2 separate regions of the Homo sapiens genome follow, and region 2 is linked to region 1. The links are chromatin contacts, found by POLR2A ChIA-PET in ENCODE. All regions are on one chromosome and are shown on one strand. Each heading gives the region's core, a stretch centred on a gene start or an enhancer-like site at or near the end of the contact. The rest is flanking DNA. Distances are from core to core; before and after follow the strand shown. Region 1 has its middle 3.6 kb from the start of H2AJ. Region 2 holds the start of RERG-IT1 (RERG intronic transcript 1).

Region 1 (4,830 bases), core at 604-3,103:
AATAAGTGAGTCATGAGGTTGGAAATTCGTTCCCCTGACAGTCATATTGCATAACATTGCAGCGCCTTTAGTCGTGGGTTACATATGCTTGAGCTTTTAAAGTGATGTTGTCAAGTTTCTAGCTTCATAATGATCCTGTCTTCATCATATCATATTCACTTTGAGAATCGGTTTGACTTTGCTTTCAAACAAAACAAAAACCTCTTGCTTTTAGGGGTTCTTACCCAACAAATAACCTGTTTGAACTCTCTTATATTCTCCCACTAGCCTGAAGCAATGACCTCATTCCAGTAATGTCTTTGGGAGTTGCATTGCCTAATGGCACAATATTGCTTTAATAAACATGTAAGGAAAGATAGGACCAAATATGTAAGTGCAGGGGGAAACACATTTCAGACCAGGAATCCACATTGAAAAGTTAACACTAGTAATCATCTTCTGCCCTTAATTGACACTCCTATTTATTTCATCCTCAGCAAATTTCATCCTGGCTCACAGACCCCACAAAAAAGATCCCAGTACAGATTTCACATCTTTGGATTCATCTTTCCTGTGAGTCGGAATTGAAGTCTTCCCCAAAAATATATGTATATATTGTATGTCTTCATCCTTGGTAGCGGCTGGCCCATTTTCCCACATGGACTTTATTTTGTCCCCAGTATTTATTGAACAGCTGTCTATGCCAGGCTCTGTACAAAGTGATAGGAGTAGAGCTGTGAATGAGGCCAACCAGATTTCCACTCTCTCGGAGCTCACTTTATTTTTATTGGTTCCTGAAGACGGGACAAGGAACAAATACATACGTTAATATGAGAGATCAGCTTCTGTTAGTACTTGTACCTCTCTGCTGTGTGTGGATGAATGATGGAATTACTTCTCCCATGTTGCCATTTTTGAGGTGTACAAAGGTCAGGCCGTACACACCTCTGTTAGGAGGCAAATTATTGGGCAGGTTCGAGATGTTCTGCTATTTACTCTGTGGTTTTGTCATATGTAAAAGTCATAACACCTGTTTTAAGGATTGAGATTGTTCATTTACTGTGTGCCACATATTAGACAATAAATGGAAAAAAGTACCATGTTCAATGGGGGTATGGGTTTATCCTTATAGGTTAAATTATAGGTAAACATTAATAGGACTTTTTAAAAAATGCCTCATTGTTAGAACTACTACTCACAGTTACCACTTGGGGTCAGTGGAACAAAATGCATATATGGTTTTGACATTTGAGTCTAAATTTCTTAAAGGGATGAGGCATCTGAGGGATTGTTACCAAAATGATGAAGAAATAAGGACAAGGGACATCAAGACATTCATAAGAAAAAGCACCTTTGCCTTCCCCTGGGAAGATTCACAGGAATCTGTCCAGCTCTTGTTACATGATGAGCAACATAGACAAGATACGAGGCATTGTAACTGCCCTGTCGCCACCCGCCTCTCCCACCACTACCCAAAGGATTCTTAGCATCCCCTCACATACTCTGCCTGCCTCAACGTTCAGTCAGCCCCTCACCATTTTTGTTTTTGAGAGTTTTTTTTTTAACCCGAATAGTTTACGGGCTGTTTAAAATGCATACTCCTACAAAATCAGCTCAGCCCATGATCCATGATGAACAAACAGTAGTTCTTGCTGATGTGTGATTATGAATTTAAAAGGCCAGTATTTCTTTAAGCATAAGACCATATGGAAAAAGGCCTAAGACAAAATCTGATGGGAACTGAATTCCAGTTTTTAATAGAGTTATAATCCATAGTTTTATTTACACACAAACACACACACACACACTCTTTCCTGCAGAGATAAGCAAGCCGTTCAGTGTGGCTGTGGCTTGGCCAGGATTTGTTTGATCTTTGTTTTTCCTGCAGGGCCAGTCTTGTCTTTGTGTCCCCGAGGACTGGTCTGTTTAGTTGTGCCTGCCTGGAATCAAAAGGCTTAGTCAGGCCCCATAATTGGTGATGACTGGCATACTATATGCAAACTTCACAATGCCCCTTCCAGTGGTTGAAAGGTCGCATACCATGCTGTGTAAGAACTTTAGCTCTCTGCAATGAGACTTAAATTCAGATTCACTCTACTCCTTATTAGTTATCTGATTTTTGGAAACTTAATCTCTTTAAACCTCAGTTTCATCTCTAAAATGGGCATAATAGTTTACCTCATAGAGTTTGGGGAGAATTGAGTGAATTAATGTGTGTGAGGACACTAAGATTCCCATATAGAAATAGGCTCAATGAATAGTAGCTGTTTTTATTTCTATGTAAAGTGAGTAGCGGTAGTTGATGGGAGCTGTTGAAACAGGTAAACAGCATTCTAGCAATCCTTCGACTTTTGTGATAGCAAACCATAAAAACAATTTTAGTGGCTGTTTTACTAATTAAAGGACATCCACAATTCAATGTATAACAGAAAAAGTAATGATTAAAGCTTGTGAATCTGAATTTGCATTTTCGTTGTTTTTTGTGTGTGTGTTTTGTTTTTTGGTTTTGCCCCTGAAGACAACCTAGTTTAGAATTTATGGCTTGTTAAGTCCACCCACACACATTAAAAATGGACCCTGTTTGTTCAATAATTTATTGAACAATATTATGTGTTACACCTGTGATTGGTAACCAGCTGCCAAGAAACTCTCATAGGACACACACTCAAAAGGAAGATAATAACAGGGTACATGTAGAGAAAAGGAGATGCTCAGGGTGTTAACAGGAACAGGGAATATGGGTACCTGTGTCACTCAGCTGCGTGGGCACACTGGCTGGTGGGAGGTGTAAGCTGGGCTGAGAGGCAGCATGCACGAAGACATGGGGGTCAAAAGGTAACTCCTGCAACTGGATTTGGGTCTGAATCTAGGGGAAAAAATCTGGATTGGAGATAATTATTTGGGAGTCATAACTAAAAATAGCCAGAGTAGATCAAATCATCCAGAAAGAACATATACATGTATAGAGTATAGACCGATATCAAAAATTGCCACAACAGAATTTGAGGATCTGTGAGATTTAATCAATTGGCAGAGGAAGAAGCATCACTAAAGAGAGGAGAGGATGCAGCCGGAAGGGCACCAGGAGAGAAAGTGTCAGTAGAGATTTTTCCACAATTTGGATCGCTGTGCTTCTTCATACCCCCTGCTTGCTTATACTTTGCCATATAACTAGAAACTGGTCTTTAAAAGTTATTACTTTTTTCCACACATATGAAATGGTGACAAGCTGGCTCATGTTACTAATGGAATTGGAATCGAAATGCATTTTTACCCTTTACATTTTTAAACTGCACATATGGAAATTCAAGGTATACATGGTGACAGCAAAAACATTTTTCTAAAAAAAAAACCTAGAAAAATATTGGCAAAGAACCCTTAAAGATATCCTTTATCATCATTCTTTTTAGTTGAATATAATTTTTTACATATAAATTTTAAAGAAGTTTTAAAAACAGCGGTAACTTATTCATAAAGCCAATGTAGGCATTTTAGAATGATTACAACATGAGAAATTGGACTCTGACAAGCCAATTTTCTAAAAAATCAATAAATGTTTAGCTTTCCAAGAGAGAAATGGAGAGTAAGAGGAACAAAGAAGAAGCAGAGGAAGAAATAATGAAACTGGTTTCAGGTAGATATGAAATTATCACTGTAAAGCTTTATTTTGTTTTCTCCGTAAGTGGAGGAAGGAAAGCTTACGTGTTGAAAATTGGATTTCAACATATACATACTTGAAAGAGAATGATGGCTTTTTTGGGCAGTAACTTGGAACCATGATTTTTTTTTTTTTTTTTTTTTTTTTTTTTTTGAGACAGGATCTCTCCCTGTTGCCCAGGCTGGAGTGCAGTGTTGTGATCACAGCTCACTGCAGCCTCCACCTCTAGGCTCAAGCCATCCTCCTACCTCAGCCTCCTGAGTAGTTGGGACTACAGGTGTGTGCCATCACACCTGGCTAATTTTTTTATTAATAATTTTTGTAGAGATGGGGTTTCACCTTGTTGCCCAGGCTGGTCTCTAACTCCTGGGCTTAACTGATCTTTCCGCCTCCGCCTCCTAAAGTGTTGGGATTATAAGCATGAGTTACCACGCTCATAGATCCTTGATAATTTTATCAAGCCATGAAATAAAAAAGCCAGCTTTGCTTAACCCCAAAGTATGGAATCAAAGGAGAGATGAACCCTATATTCAACAAAATTATCTTTCTTTTAGACAAACAAGCCATCTGCTCATGGGAGTTTATTTGCTTTCTGTTTTAAAGTACTTCTCAAATGAACTGTCTTTTTCATGTCAAAAGCCCAAGTGACCACTACAATTCCTAAATATCCCTGATGAAATGGTGCGTTTTAGAGATGGAAGTGTACAGATTAGCCTTGTAGTGAGACATCATGAAGAAAGCATGTGTTTGGCCTGAAAGAAGTGCAGTTTTAAATTGTGAAGACTAGGAGAAATGCAGTGGTATGTAAAGATGTGTAACCTCTAACCCCCAGAGTTTGGCCATGGGCCAGCTATTAGTCTAGGCAGACAAAACAAAATAGTCCAGTTCTCAGGCGCACATAGACAAGACTGAGGAAGACATCTTAATCAGGTTTGGAAATGGTAACCCCAGGCAAAATTTATCCTAAGATGTCTGGTCTGGAGACCTTCTGAACTCATTAGCACTTGGAGGTCACTTGCAAACAGATTTATCAGAACTATGTTTATAACTTTCCCTGTGGACAACACTAAATATTAAGCAAGCAGTAGAAGCAAGGAATAGAAGACTAAAAATGGTTTGATGAAAGAATATAAATCTGATTAGATAATTTAAAAAATTCCAAGAGACCGTCTTCCTAGGGAAACACATAAAGT
Region 2 (4,830 bases), core at 1,160-3,659, 340 kb after region 1:
TATTACCAGGAAGTGAATGGTTCTTGCCAAATGATGTAAAACTACGAGAAACTCTAGGGGTAGTAAAAGGTGGTCAGACCCCAGTACTGGCTGGTTGGTGAGGAACAGTAATCCAAAGTAGGGGAGGGCTGGGCAGCATGGAGGGGAGGTGGAACTATATGGAGTCCTCTTGCTTATGCTGCCTCTTCAAAGCAGAAAAATGGCAGATGCTCAGTACCAGCTGGAGGTTGGTGGATCAACAGCAGAGTGGTCACCAAGCTATGTGAGGGGAAGGAGAAGTTAGCAGGTGCAAGAAGACTGGGTGGCCCTGAGTATGCCCCTCTTCACATAAAATGGAAACCACGGGTCAAAAATAAGTGCCAACTGGTGCTTCTCTGTATGAAAACTAGAACAACAGAAATAAAGAACCGAATGAATGAATGATTGACCTGATGAGAGTTAGGTTGAGGAACTCTCCCAGAAGTGTCAGTAAGTGTAAGTAAGTAAAACAAAGGAACATGTAAAAGTAAAATTTAATAAAAGGTATGGATAATAGAACAAGAAATCTTAGTATCCTTTATAAAATGAGCCTCAAAGGAGAGAATAAAATACATAGAGGAGTGGAAATTATTGAGGTTGTAATGACTGAGAATTTCTCAACGTGAGGGAACAATGAAAGATTTAAGATCAAAGGAACTAGCAGGACGCATGAGGAAAAAGCTCTATATCTAAACCTATTATGACAAAATTTAAGGATATCAATGAGGAAGAAGTCTAAAGGGATTTAGAGAATAAAGCACATCACCTACAAAAAGATATGACTCAGACTGATGTAGGACTTTTTGCCAGTGAAACTGAATTCAAGACGTCCATCAAAACAATAACACTACATCAACATCAATCCTGGCATTACAATTCTAGATGATTCTATCAGTATATCAGGGTGAAGATGGGGGAAAAGGCCAGAAGCAAGTTTATGTGAACTAATGTACTTGTCTGATTCCAGAAGATGTTATAACTCTTAAAAATCTAGAAAAAGTGAACTAGGTATTCAACTCAATAAATTAGAAGAGAAGAAACAGAATAAATTCAAGATAATATAAGAAAAGAAATAAAAGAAAAAACATCATGAAAAAGAAAACAAAACCAAAGCATGGTGTTTGAAAAGATATAAAAAGAGGGCAGAGCTATAAAGATCTGACAATACTGCCATTAAATTAAGAGAGACAATGCAATTAAAACTTGGCATTAAAAGAAGAAATTGTACATTCTGCTGAAATAAAAATAAAATAATACGAAGTTTATAAGCAATAATTTCAAACTCATAAGTTCTGCAGAAAAATACAGTATCACTAGCATTCTTCTGTATCAGCAAAAGCCATGTAGGAAAGGTAAGAGAAAACAGGAAACTACTTCCAATAGTAGTAAAATAAATAATATTTAGGAAGTAATAAAAATGAACAAAACCATTCAAAACCCTCCAAAAACAAAAACAAAAATTTTCTAGAATAGAAAATTTTAGAAGTTTGTAACAGAAAATGAAGACTTGAATACATAAGAAAATCCTAGGAAAATGGAGAAACAACATCTTTAAAAACATGTCAGTTTTCCACAAAATCAATCTAGAATTTAATGCAATTCAAATGAAATGTCCAGCTGGACTTTTTGAGACGCTCAAGAAACTTATTTAAAATTATATAATACTATATAACATTACTCCAAACAGTGTGGTACTAATATCAGAATGCACAAATTTACCAAGGCCTTAACAATAGACTCATATTTATATAGGAACTTAGTATATGACTGAGGTGGCACCACAAGTCACTTAGGGAAATAATGAATGGTTCAATCAGTAGCATTTGGATTAGAACCAATAAGAAAAGAATTGGCCACTAAATGCACAAAATAAAGTTGGGCTTCTAGGGCATATATTAAAAGTAAATCTGGATGAATTAGAGATCTAAACTCATCTAGATTTGAAGAGTGAAACCTGAAGTTAAAAAAATTAAAAGTAAGAAAATATAAAAGCTCATGCACAGACCAAAAAAAATGAGATAAAAAATAAAAGGGTTGACTACATTAAAATTAAGAATTTTGTGCAATATTAAATAGGCTAAAGACTGGAGAACATATTTGAAACATGATAAGCAAAAAGTTGATTAATATCTAAAGTATGAAAGAAATTTTAGAAATTAAAAAGATAAGTGAACAGGAAAGAAATACGGCCAAAGTATACAAAGAAGAAATTCACATAGGAGGATGCCCAATTAGCAAAAACATATATCAAATGATGTTCTACCTGCTTACTTACCAGAGAGAAGCTTATAAGATGATTTTATGACCATAAGATTGGCAAAAATTATAAAGTTATAAAGCTAGGTAATATAATGCCTGACTAGGTTACAGGCAGCTTCTCTACACCGACAATGAGAGTGTAGACTGTGGTACATCATTTTGAAGAGCAATTCACTAGTGTTCGGTGTGGGCGTACCTTATGATTCAGCAATCTCCCTCTCAGGTACATGCACTAGAAAAAACCTGGTCCAGGTTCTTACAGCACTGGGTCTCAAAGTGTAGTGCCTGAACCAGTAACATCTGGCTCACCTAGGAACTTGTTAGAAATGCAAATTCTCAGGCTCCACCCCAGACCTATGGGCAATCTGTGTTCTCACAAGTCCCCCAGGTGATTACGGTGCATGCTAAAGTTTGAGAACCACCAATTTAAAGGTATGTTTTCCCCAGTGATGTTAGCAGTAGCTCATATTAGAGGCAACTTAGGTGTTTATCATTGGGGAGATTAGTTAAATGTGGCATAGTAAAGAATACCGTGTAGAAGACTAGAAGTAAATATGGAAAAATGCATGGATCTTAAAAATACCAGATTTGGTTATAATGATTAGAAGTGTATATATATAAATATATAAAAGTTATTTAAATTTAAAATATATATACACAGAACACTATTTTTCCTAAGTAAATATATAATAATAGCTAGCGCATACTGCTTCTATTTGAACAACTGTTCTAAACACTTATGTTAACTCATTAATCCTCACAAATATCCAATGAAGTATATATTGCTATTAGCTCCATTTTACAAGAGGAAACTGAGCTGTAACAAGATTAAATAACTTGCCCAAGGTCACACAGATAATAAATGGTAGAGGCGAGATTTGAGTCAGGGAAGACCAGCTTTGGAGTTCAGGCTTGTAAATACCATGCTTAGTTTCAAACACATTAGACTCTGCACTTAAAGGAAAGAGGAAGGCAGTGGGTGTCAAAATAAGGGATGAAAGGGAAAAGAAAGAGGAATAATATAAGGCCTCCCACACACTAATAATAGCATAACACCATGAAACAGAGCGGTATGATTAATATGATTATTAACTCAATTCTTTGTACCCAAACTACCCAAATCATTAACCAACCAACCAACCAACCAACCAACACAATAAACTCAGAAGTTTCTGTTGTCATGGGGGTAGCCTGTAAGCCGGTGGTTTTGTAATTATTTTTTCTATCTACCTCATGTTTCTGACTTTCATTTCATCAACTATTTTGCAGTCCTTTTTTGACCGCTGTTTTCTGTTACTTTACTGTAAATATAATCTCCTGTCCAAAATACAAACTGTAGAATGCAGCTTCGCCAGCCATATCCTTGCCTTCTACTTCCATCAGTACTGTGTAGTGATCATTGCCATAAGCACGGCACATTGCTCAAGTATTTTCCAAAAAGTAAAATTTAAAAATTAGATTATGTTCAATATTTTAATAAGTGTATTTTATGTTATTGTCATTCTCCTAGAATATGTAATCTATACATGGTGTATGCACAGTGATTCGCAATTTCAGAATATTCCATCCCCCTACTCTTTTATGTTAAATTGGAGATTATAGTTTTGTATGATTTAATGCTCTAAAATACTATTTACAGCAGCCACTTGTCTCCAAGTGTTCTCCCAACGATTTTCTTTTTTCATCTTCAGTGCTGCAGCGTGAGGAAGAGCAGCCCATTCTGCATCACGCATGCTGGGGAGCCATGCCCTTTGGCTTCTCCCTCTGCTGTTCTTTAGTGTCCTTTGTACCGACTTCCCTTTTGAAAAGACTGGCATCAGCCCCAGAGACTGGAAAACAGAGTTCTGGGCTCTATTCCATCTCTTTGCACTAAAAGTTGTCTGAGAGACAGGGACATTTTTCTGTGTTGCTTCCATGATAAATAGGGTATGTATTTCAATTACAGAATGCCACAGTAGGAGGGAAATGGAATATAATAAAAATTATATGAAGTTGTGTGATTCTTTGGCTATTTGTTAACTGAAACAAAAAGGATAAAATGCAGGAAATGAGAGAATGTCTGCCCCAGACATAGCAGCGTGTGGTAGCGTGATTTTGTCTAAGGTGAATACTGGGTTCATACCATTTTAAGCATTTTTTTTTCTTTAAGCTTCTCTCTCTCATTAGAAGCCCATTTTCTCTACGTGTAAAACAATGGAAGTATTGCCCGAAAAGGTAAAGTGTTGTGCATCTACGTGCTAACTTTTCCAGAGTTAACTCTAAAAAAATGTACTAAGTAGTTTTTGAAATTAGACTCCACTATGCATCTTAATACATAAAAGAAAATGTGTATGTGTTTGTTTGGTGGATTTGCTTTTGATTTCGTTCATACTAAACAAAAATAATAAATTGAGCCTTTTTTGGTGAAGGGTGGGGGGATGATTATTTAGGAGATAGTTCCAAGTGAACCAAAATATAGTATACTGTAAGAAAAATATGAGTTTCAAAATGGAATGAGGCATTAAAAGTTACACTTCAATTTCACTGTGAGAGATGTATAATTTAAAATCTGCA

What was found. ChIA-PET counts read pairs that join two places held with the same protein, here RNA polymerase II (POLR2A).
Region 2: POLR2A ChIA-PET joins it to region 1 with 19 read pairs in activated CD8-positive, alpha-beta memory T cell. The contact joins the promoter of RERG-IT1 here to the enhancer-like site in region 1. POLR2A ChIA-PET finds 5 or more read pairs at or near these places in 3 of 52 experiments (AG04449, activated CD8-positive, alpha-beta memory T cell and activated T-cell).

What each region holds. Positions count from the first base shown.
Region 1 is chr12:14,775,563-14,780,392 of GRCh38, forward strand. It overlaps a transcript of H2AJ not described here. Among named protein-coding and RNA genes, the nearest start is that of H2AJ, 3.6 kb to the left of the region's middle. RefSeq lists an enhancer at 1-97. Within about 2 kb of position 1,854, at least 8 of the 41 ENCODE cell types and tissues checked have a DNase peak (open chromatin) inside an H3K27ac peak, as active enhancers do.
Region 2 is chr12:15,112,212-15,117,041 of GRCh38, forward strand. RERG-IT1 (RERG intronic transcript 1) reads right to left here and starts at 2,410. Exons shown (of 2, transcript NR_046560.1): 1 at 2,294-2,410; 2 at 152-258. The region is part of intron 3 of RERG (RAS like estrogen regulated growth inhibitor); the gene reads right to left.